2 separate regions of the Homo sapiens genome follow, and region 1 is linked to region 2. The links are chromatin contacts, found by Hi-C or POLR2A ChIA-PET in ENCODE. All regions are on one chromosome and are shown on one strand. The core of a region is the stretch at or near the end of the contact, and the rest is flanking DNA. Distances in the headings are between cores, read along the strand shown.

Region 1 (5,548 bases), core at 2,359-4,858, 140 kb before region 2:
TCTGCTCCTCAAATTCCTGTTATGCAAAATTAGGTCATAATCATGACTTTTAGAAATTGGAAATATGCATACACATCCTATAAAACACAAGGTAAAATATTGGTATGTACCAAAACATTCTTCTCAATGTAAACATTTCTAAACAAACAAACATGCTTTGATTTCTTTCGTATTGTTTTTAATCTGTATGCTAAGGGGGTTATATATCCACATAAGACAACGTTGGAACCTCTAGGAATTTGCCCTAAGAAAGTAACTGGATTGCAATCAAAGCCATGAATGCTAGGTTGTTCTGTCAATGCTACCAAAAGTAGGGAAAAATAGAAAGCATCCTAAATTTCTACCTATTGTTGAGGATAGTTCAATTAATTTTCCTATACCCACTAAAAATTACAGTTTGGGAAAATAATGACAATGTAATTTCAAATGAACCAGTGGAAAACAGTAGCATGTATAATATTTATACATAGCATGGAAGGAAGAAATGTTGGAGGGAAGGGCAGCAGAATGTTAGCAGTAGTTATATCTCAGTGAGATGTTATACATGGTTTATTTTATTTTCCTTTTTGTAGGAAGGCAAATGTGATATTAGGTCACCTGCATGGAGGATCTGGGCCAGGTGTATGGCATACAGGAGCTGGTTAGGCCATAGCTTAACATTAAAAGTATGAACAGTAAAACCATGGCGGCCCCTGCTGACCAGGTGCCAGCTGGGGAGCACAGAGGCAAGCTCCATGGTTGACGGAGGGAAGGAGGCATGTAAGTATTCAGGATATCAAAAAAAAGAGGAGAATGCATACATAGACTTACAATCCTAAAGAGTTAAAATGGGACAGGGTTCATAAAAGAAAAATTAGTGATGCTTAAAAATCCAAATTTTAAGCTCCCAGTTCTAAGAAGCATTAATCCATCTGCTTCATGGGATTCAGACTAAAGCTTTTATTCATTTTTGCCAATTTTTGGAAAGACTCCATCCCTCCAGTTATATCTTGTTAGGCTCTTCTGGAACAGTAATACTCCCTCATGAAAGAATGTTCTAACTTCATGATGCCTTCCATTTCACAGTGATTTCTGCTTCATGGAGAGAAGAGATGGAAAACATAACTTTTAAAGTGATTTTTGCATTCTTCTTTAGATACTTTGCATTATTTTTTAAAAAGCTATAGACTTAAAAGATGAAAATTATAGACTTTGCTATTGTTATGGGCCGAGAATTGCACCTCACTTAAAAAAAAATGAGAGAGACAATTCTGATGTGAATCTCATGTTTATTGTTTTAAAAGCTCTGTGCTAATACCAAAAGAATGTATTTCTGGTGGGAAGTGCTATATTTCCATGCCTTCAGGGAATTTGACTTCTGTCCTAAAAATATATTTCCTTAGATATTATAAACAGAACACCTTAAACAATAATAAAATAAAATATGGCAAAAAAAAATCTACCACAAGCATAGCGATGTTTTACATCCTCATCATGTAAGGGCTTTAAAGCTATAGGAAAAGCCTGAACATCCACTCCCCCTTAATAGAAAAGTGTTCAAAGAATACAAAAGGCACTTTACAAAAGAAGTCTTGCAAGTGGCAAGCAAATGTGAAATAAAAACGTTAACTTTACGAATAATCAGTGAAATGAATATAAACACATCAGTAAAATAAAATCTGCTCTCAGTAGGTTAGAGAATGTGTTGTGTTTTTCTTATTGCTGTTGTTACATGTTCCTTGACATTGGTAAGCAGGTGTACAATAACATCCTCAGAACATTCTGGTGAGATAAATTGCTGCAACTTTTCTGCAGGACAATTTAAAATTGGCCTAGTTTTTTAACCCAGTAATTCTTATCCTTCCAATTTGTTATTTGAAAAGGCATGAATACGTTCATATTTCCAAATATGTAGTCACCACAGCATTTTTATAATAGCAAAAGTAACCCAAATAACTGAAAAGACCAAGAATAGAAAAATGTTCAAATTAATTACACTTAATCCATTTGATGGAGTCCTATGTGGTCAGTCACTAAAAATCATTTTTTGAAGACTAATTGCATAGGAGATTGTTTACAGTAATAAATAATTTTTAAAAACTTTAAAAATCTCAATATAATATGTTCCCCAATATGCTTATAAATGTATATATTTAAAATACTATCAAAAGTACATCAAAACAATCATGGTTACCTCTGCATGACAGGATTACCTTTTCCTTCTCTCCTGCTTTTGTCCATATTTTCCAAAGTTTCTATCAGAAATGGGTGTTACTACTGGGCACCCTGGCTCATACCTGTAATCCCAGTACTTTGGGAGGTCAAGGCAGGATACCTGATTGAGCCTAGGTGGTCTAGACCAGCCTGGCAAAATAGTGAGACCCTATCTCTACCAAAAAAAAAAAAAATGCTGGGAGTGGTGGTGCGCACCTGTAGTCCCAGCCACTTGGGAGTCTGAGGTTGCAGGATCACTTGAGCCTAGGAAATCGAGGCTGCAGTAAGTTGTGATCCTGTCACTGCACTCCAGCCTGGGTGACAGAGCGAGACCCTGCCTCAGAAAAAAGGAAAAATGGAGAAAGAAAAGAAATGCATATTACTCCTTTATAGTTCAATTAAAACTTCTTATCTAAAAACGAGATGCTATTTCTGAAAGTATAGAAAGCTCTCCTTGACTATGGATGGCAACTCTGAGACACTGGGCTGCATAATAATATTATGTGTTCAGCAGTGCGTCTCCAAATGTGTCACAGCTTAAATATTCATGGATTTTGATTGTGAGGAGACCCAGAGGGATAAAGCAGTTTGTCCAAGGTCAGGTGGCAAACCTGTAGCAAAGGCAAGATTAGAACCAAGACCTCCTGGCTCCTATTCCAGTACTCCTCCAGTACCACACTGGTGTTTGTTGTTGTTTTGTTTTCTATATAAAGAATTTTTCTGACCTTAATGGCAACTTTAACAAACACAGAACAAAAGCAAGAATTAATTGAGTAATGGAAATGAAGGAGAAAGAAAATCTCTGCCTATGATAACAGCCACCATCTCTCTCATTATGCTGAACTGTGGTTAAAATGCCCAAAGTTGGCCGGGTGCAGTGGCTCACCCCTGTAATCCCAGCACTTTGGGAGGCTGAGGGGGGCGGATCACAAAGTCAGGAGATCGAGACCATCCTGGCTAACATGGTGAAACCCCGTCTCTAGTAAAAAATACAAAAAAAAAAAAAAAAAAATTAGCCAGGCATGGTGGCGGGTGCCTGTAGTCCCAGCTACTCGGGAGGCTGATGCAGGAGAATGGCATGAACCTGGGAGGCGGAGCTTGCAGTGAGCCGAGATAGTGCCACAGCACTCCAGCCTGGGCGAAAGCGAGACTCTGTCTCAAAAAAAAAAAAAAAAAAAAAAAGTGCTCAAAGCTCATCTTCCTCTTTAAAGAGCACTCCCACGGGTGCTGTGGAGTTAGGCTTAGATCTCAGTATTGAGTAGACTGAGTAAACTATGCCTGGAAGTTTCACTATACAAAGTAACTTTCAGTTTCTTCCCAAGTCACCGGTTTAAACATATGCACAGGATATATAACGTCCTGGGTGGTTTACTGTCTCACTTAGCTGACCAGTGAGAGGCGTTCTTAAGTACTGCTTTCCTCAGTTCACTTTGAGCAAATACATTACTCATTAAGCCTCTGTTGGTCAAGAACCTGAAAACAAGTAGCAGTTGCAGTGTTGGTTCCTTCCTTCAAAATTTGATGTTTAGAGAACTTTCTAGAATAACTGTAAAACTAGTGAAATCTGGAGGAAAGCCAACATTGGCTTTGCAAAAACACTATCTTTCTAATCCAGTTTCTTAATGTTTAGCCATTACTGACAGCTTTCTTCCCTGCTTTCTTCCTTTTCTTTCATTTTCCTCTTTTTCCATTTTGCCTGTCTTTTCGTTCCCTTTTCCCTTCCCTTTTCTCAGTTTTTACTTCTGTTTTTTCTTGCTTCTTATTATCTTTCTCTCATCCTTTCTTTTTTCTTTTTTTCACCTCTTCCTTCGATCTTCCTTCTGTCCTTCCCTCCCTCTCCTCCTTCCTTTCTTCCTCCCTTTCCTCCTTCCTCCTTCTTCTCCTTCCTTTTTCCTTTCTTCTTCTCTTTCTTCCTTCCTTCCTTCTTCCTTCTAACTGACACAGTAAATATTTTTGTCTCCCATTAGTTGCCAGACCTCGTAGTCACCCGCTTGGAGCCAGACTAGCAATTGCCAAAGAATGGGCCTTTGAGTCAGACCAGTCAAGAGTCAATTTTCTGATTCAATGTCAACTAACTGCCTGAACATGACCAAGTTATTTAATCTCTACATATTCTTTCATTTCACCAGCACACATTTATTGAATGCCTCTTATGTGTCTTAAGCTATGTAAGGTGTACCCAGTATACTTTTAAAAAACACTCTGTAAAGTGGGGAAAGTGCAGGCTACCCTTGGGCTATTGTAATAAGCCAACTAAACAACACATGTGGCAATGGATAACCTATTTCTGGCACACTGTAGCTTCCCGCTTCCCGTATTTTTCTTTTGCATCCTAGATGCCAAGTATGCATATGTGAGACCCAGTTTTTCAAAGGATCTTACAGGCTAGCCAAAAAAAAAAATCCAGAGTTCTTACTAAAAGGAAAAGAAAAAACTATACTGTGTTTTGTGTATTCTAAATCATGTACTTTTCAGATTTTAGCATCTTTTGTATCAGAATGCATCTTAAAATTGCTGCTAGCCAGGTGGTGGCAATTGCGATGTAGTTGCTACTGGGGTCACATGTGGGCTCAGAGTTGTACACATTATCACCACTTTAGTTCATTAGGTTATATGATTAGTATTACACATACTGAGTTTAACTGCGTTTAAAATATATTTGAAGAGATGATTTTATGATTCCATATTAAAACAAAAATCTATTTGTGTGCACAAAAAGGCAAAAAATAAGAGCAGTAAGGCAGTAATTTGACATCAATGAAGCAAATAGTCTTCATTAGAGAATTTACCACCAGCATCAAAATCTGCAGAATGGTGTCAACAACTTGGAAGGAAATATCATGGGAAATAGTAGAGAACTCTTCTTAGAAATGGTGCATTACCATCAGATTAAGTGGCCCGGATGGAAAAGCACAGCCATCTGTGACTCTGGGCTGAAAAGTGATCAAAAGCAATGAAAGGCTTTAGGAACAAAACAAAACAAAAACAAACAAAAAGCAACAGCAAAATCCCCTCCGTTCAAATCCTGACTCTGCTCTTATTCATGATTCCATTTTGCTAGGACTTAGTTTCCTCTGTTGGAAGAGGAATATTCATAGCATGTACCCAGCAGGGTTGTTATAAAAATAAATTCAAAAGAGGCTGTGGAATGAAATGACTTTTAGTTGCAAGTATTATAAACATATAGACTTTTTGCAGAGCTCATTGTTCACGTGGCTGGTTTTTGTTATTCTTTTTTCCTGAGGCTATGAACTCCTTGGGGGCAGGGATGGTTGGTTAGCATTCAGCTCCCCATTGCCAATGTGTGACAGGCAGCCCATAGTTCATCAGTAAAAACAATGTGCCTGTGCCTAAT
Region 2 (5,459 bases), core at 2,396-4,895:
CAACTAAATAATTTTTCTAGAAATCAACACTGAAACATTCAAAGTGAGTTGACCACTGGATATAAATAAGCTGAAGGTTGAATATTTATGATGCAGCACAGCAAAACAAACTACTGTAAACTATCAAATAAATACTGAGAGACAGAGAATGAGGGAGATGCAACATAAAGAAAATCAGAGTTTGGGGAGGTTTGCATTGAAAAAGGGGACGAGGCAAAGTTTGAAGTCACAGTGACAAATTTTTCAAGACTGATAAAACATGGAGTCTTCTGAATTCAGGCAGCCCAACTCAACATACCTCAAATAGAATACATTTAAATTATCTAGACATAGTCTCATGAAACCAAAACCCACTGAAGACAAAGAGAATTCAAAAGCATCAGAAAGAAAGAGCAGATTCGCTACTAAGGAAAGGTAATTGTACCGACAGTAACTCACTACATCGGCAATGGAAACGAGAAGACAAGGAAGTAGTGTCTTCAAACCATTAAGAGACAATAACTGTCAGCAAAATATCTTTCAAGAATAAGAGCAAAATTTTAAGACCTAATATAAGCAAGCCTAATAATGTTTACTATCCACATATACACGCTAAACAAATTCAAAAATATGGTCTTCAGAAAGAAAGAAAATAACCCAAGAAGGAAGGTCTTAGAAGGAAGAAGAAATAGTGATCAAAAACAATAATGTAGGAGCCAGGAGCGGTGGCCCATGCCTGTAATCCTAGCACTTTGGGAGGCTGAGGCAGTCAGATCATCTGAGGTCAGGAGTTCGAGACCAGCCTGGCCAACATGTTGAAACCCCGTCTCTACTAAAAATACAAAAATTTTCTAGGAGTGGTGACACACGTCTGTAGTCCCAGACACTCAGGAGGCTGAGGCAGGAGAATTGCTTAAATCCGGGATTGCGCCACTGCACTCCAGCCTGGGTGACAAAGCAAGACTCTGTCTCAAAAAAAAAAAAAAAAACAACAACAACAACAAAAACCAATGACATGGGTAAATCTAAACAGATATTGATGGCAAAAACCATAATCATAATAAAAATATCTGATTCATGGGGTTAAAAAAAGAGGAGAAACTAAAATAATCTTGATAATTATACTCAGAAGGGGAATGATGGGAATAAAAAAAAGAGCCTAATATTGTTTAGGAGGAAGGTAAATTAACTTTTTAATGTGCCAATTTAATTATTATAATTTACAGGCTAATTAGTAAATATAGACTGTTTAATTTGCAAATGTTTTAAGTAGAAATGAAATAAATAATTTATTCAAAAAAGGTAAGAAAAAATTTTATTCAAAAAAAAGACAAATAGAACGTAGAAAAAACACACTCAGCAAAATAACTTGAAGCTTATTATAGTGATAATATGAAATACAAAATTTATTAAGGTCTATTTTTAAAATATATAGATATATTCTCAAGAAGAATCTCTCACACAAAACACAAAGATCTATGAAAAGTTCTATGTATATAATATAGTTTTAACATAAGAAAAAGAGAAAGTTAGACTAAGCCCCAACTAGGGAGGCCCCTGAAGTTGCCAAGACTGAGCCTGAGTTCTGCAATTTTTCTGCCAAGTAAGTTTCACTCAGAGAGAGAAACATTCTCATCACCTAAAGCTCTGTGTTCATGGTGATCTGTTCTTCTTCACTGACATCTTAGTGTGAGGCCTCAGGTTTTACCACTATTACAGTTGACCTCACACTGTCTTGAAATGCATTCGATGGTTCATTTCTTCGCAGCAGAAATGTCATTCTTTGCCTTCCCATGCAGATGTCAGCAGTGATGGTTTCTTTTATTATCCCTTGGGAGGCAAAATGGGGCCGCGCTGATCAACTATTTTACCACAATTCAAAATTTGTCAACTCTGTGCCCAGAGACCTCATTTTAGACTGAGAGTCCCTGGTTGTGCCCAAGTTCCAGCTCTGTCCAAGGGTATGGCTAACGTTTCAGGAACAGGGACCCTGAAGCAGGGCCCTGGAAGACCCTTCAGTCAGAAGACCCCATTCTGTCTTGACTCCATCTTTTAATATGCCTGAACTTTCTGAACTGAAGATTTCTGGGGAAAGACAGGTCATCAATGACTGTTCCATCCAATCTCTTAAAAGCCCTGTGAAGTAGGATGTTTTTAAAAATCCTCTGTTTTCCAGGTTAGGAACTGAGGCTTCATTAGGGAAGCCATTTTCCTGAGCTTGCACAGAGAGGGGCTTAAACAGAGCTGACATATGAACCTGAACTTCTGAAGCCAAATTCTTGGTCCCGCTCCTGCATCAAGATGCCCTAAAACGATGTTGGGAAACAAAATGAAACGTGTTCAGAAAATGATCTGAATTTATCCAGCACTGGACAAATATCCATAACTGTTATTGTCCCCCAGTATCTTGTTTGCTACTGATATGAATTCTGCCTAGCATGGTTAATTTATAAGCAAATACACATGCTCTGATTCAAGGAGGGTATTCAAGTAAGCCCTCCTTCCCTCCAACATTAACCTTGAAAAACCAATGTAAACAGGATGACAAGTTTATTGTCCTGACACTGAGCTTCCATTCAAGGCACGGAACTGGGGAGGGGAGCCACCCTTTAAACTTTCTCAGCAGTTTAAGTTTAGGATCTTTGTCTGTTCATAGTTGATGGGGGAGAGAAAAGAGAATCTATGGTCTCAAGGCGTTTGTGGTGGGGGCTGCCACCAGAGATGAGAAAGGATAAGAATGTGTTCTTGGAAGGCTGAGATGAGGTCACCTTCATCAGATAAGCATACTCCCCCAGTCTATGGCCATGTGAGAAGAGGGTCTTTGTTAAGCTTCTTCCCCAGCAACACTTTCTGGATTTATTGATTATCTCCAGCAACCCATTGTTCAATCTATCTGATCCAGACTTGGTAAGCTTTATCCCAAGGGCTAAAAATAAAGGTATAGTCAATTGACTTGAAAGAGAATAGGAAATTGATTTCTTAGAGAAGCATTTCATAAATAGTAATGGGTAACATTTATCAAATGTGTACTTTACTTAAGCCAGGCATTATCTCATTTAATCATTTCTTCTTTTAATCTTTCCAACAGCCTTTTACTAGGTCAAGACTATTGTTATGTGCATTTTATAGCTAATAAAGCAAAAGCCCACAACTTTCTCAAGGTCAAGACTCAAACTCAGGGTTGCCTAATTCAGGGCTGTCTATGCTGTTTATGTCAAGTGTTAGTTGGTGATTACCCAAAAACAAATTCTCATTTGGGTAGGTTAGTGGCTTCCTGGGTTTCGAAAAGACTCCTCTCCCAGGGGTGTGAGGGTGTGGAGCAGCCGGTGCTTGCCTTGCCAGCCTGGAGCTGTGAGCCAGACACCTTCCCAGTCCTCTACCCCAGCTGAGTGACTCTGAAATTTATGTCCTGGGCTCAGTTTGTTTGTTTTCTATGAGGAATGACATGGAAATTGGCTGTAGAACTGAATCATGTCAAAAGTTAAAGAAAGCCGAATGGCTTCAAGCACAAACTTTTGATGGTTTACAAATGGGGAATAAATAGTGAAAGTGAAGAAAAGGGAATACAGAAAAAAAAACCCTTCTGTAATTGGCAGAGACATATAACAGATGAGTAACAGGAAACGCCGGAAGGTAAGGTTCAATGCTTAAAAAGGGAGTATCTCAGGAAAGATCTTTATCATAGAGAACTTTATCATAGTGCTTCCTTTCATTTTGGGTTATGAAAGCTAAAATAAGTAGCCTTGTTTCAAGAAAACAGTTTTCCTAAAGGGCAAAGAACAAATGTATTAATGTATACTTAGTGGCTTTGGCAAGTGATTTAAAGGGAAAGTCCTACTCCTTCCAGATTGATGGCCTGCACCTACATACCCATTGGTGGCATCAGCATAAACATTTGACTGCGTCGAGGGTCCAATTTTGATTTCTTGGAGCATCAATTTTCTAACTTAAAATTGGGGCAATAGTCTTATATGACTGTTGTGCTATAGGAAATAAAATAATGATATAGGAGTTAAAAAGAAATTATTCAGGCAGATAGTGAGAATAAGGAAGTCCTCAGTAAGGTTTTCCTTTTAATAAAAAGCAGCCCTAAAATCACTTTTTTTCTAACACAAAGCAGCCTGTAAGATCAAGCTAAAGACATAGATAAGCAAGTTGGAAGCCTGCGTGAGTGAATGCCAGCAGCCATGCCAATAGGAAAAGGCTACACAGGGGTTAGGCATGTTCAACAGGGCAGCTTCATTTTCCCTTTTCTTTGTCAACCACATATGCAGTGAGGAGCAGACAACATGGAGCAGGCCAGGTGGAAAATCCATTCGCATAATAAAAGATTAGGGTGGCATAGCCAGCTTCTTTGCAAACTATGTAAACGTCACACTTGGTCCAACCAATCTTTGGGCCCTATGTAAATCAGACATCACCTTCTCAAGCCAGCCTATAAAACCTCCTGCACTTCACCACAGACCGGAAGACCCACTTGGGCTCCCCATTTTCTCTGCAGGAGAGAGAGCTACTCTCTGTTCTCTTTCTTTTATCTATTAAACCTCCAGTCTTAAACTCACTACTTGTGTGTCCACATCCTTGATTTTCTTAGTGTGAGACAACGAACCTCTGGTACTTAACCCAGACAAAGACGGCACTTCAATAATATATGGGAAAAAACAACTGTAACAAATGCTTATAATAAGCTTTATATAATATAAAGAATTGGTTGCAACAAAATCCCTCTCTTTCTCTTTGACCCCTGAATCAGATACAGCTTCAAGTCCAGAGCACAGTTTCACAGTTAGCTATTGATGTGATTTAACTTTTTCAGAGACTATATCTTAAATATTTTAGATTGTCAACCTGCTGTACAGATAGTAGTCCAGGTAATCCTAGGTAAATAGTATTTGCTGAAAGATTTTTGACTGGTCCTATGGAGAACAAAGAGCCTGAGCCAAGGAAGGTGGGCATCCCTCTTAACATTTTTCCTTAGGAAAAAAAAAAAAAAATCTCGAAGCATGGGTCTCCTAATAAAAGCTGCAATTCATACATTATGCTTGAGGCCAAATATGTAACTTGTGATGCCCAGAGTGAAATGTTATCACAGGTTCCTCAGTTTAAAAAGCAAGATAAAAGAAGATCAGGTAAACGCAATAAAATACAAAACTTTTTTCTCTAAGAAATAGTTTGTTAATTATAAAACATGATGGGGTAAAAGAAGTACATGATTAATGCTATAAACTTAAAAATTATAAAAAATAATATTTCAGTGTCACGATTTTATTTAATACAATAAATAATACTGATTAATGTGATGTCTTCCTTGATCATAACATTTTTATGTCTTGCTTTTCTGCAAATTAGGACATCAGAATTTATACTTTTTGTAACTTCATTTTCAATCTGTATAATTAAAAGTGACATCAGTCACTCTTGAAAAATGCAAGATCACAAATAATTTTTGATAGTTTTTAATTTTCAGAATAATCTTTCTG

The links. A loop is a pair of places that touch in the nucleus more often than their neighbours do. ChIA-PET counts read pairs that join two places held with the same protein, here RNA polymerase II (POLR2A). Pooled maps may share reads with other maps.
Region 1: a loop to region 2 is called in a map with no recorded cell type, with 12 times the contacts of the local background. The contact joins two enhancer-like sites. A Hi-C loop is called at or near these places in 2 of 168 maps with a recorded cell type or tissue (GM12878 and K562), 12 of 37 single-sample maps with no recorded cell type and 12 of 50 pooled maps. POLR2A ChIA-PET finds 5 or more read pairs at or near these places in 1 of 52 experiments (activated CD8-positive, alpha-beta memory T cell).

The regions. Positions count from the first base shown.
Region 1 is chr2:12,428,936-12,434,483 of GRCh38, reverse strand. All of the region lies in intron 4 of MIR3681HG (MIR3681 host gene), which reads right to left. Among named protein-coding and RNA genes, the nearest start is that of MIR3681, 230 kb to the right of the region's middle. Within about 2 kb of position 3,608, at least 7 of the 41 ENCODE cell types and tissues checked have a DNase peak (open chromatin) inside an H3K27ac peak, as active enhancers do.
Region 2 is chr2:12,285,482-12,290,940 of GRCh38, reverse strand. All of the region lies in intron 3 of MIR3681HG (MIR3681 host gene), which reads right to left. Among named protein-coding and RNA genes, the nearest start is that of MIR3681, 89 kb to the right of the region's middle. Within about 2 kb of position 3,645, at least 4 of the 41 ENCODE cell types and tissues checked have a DNase peak (open chromatin) inside an H3K27ac peak, as active enhancers do.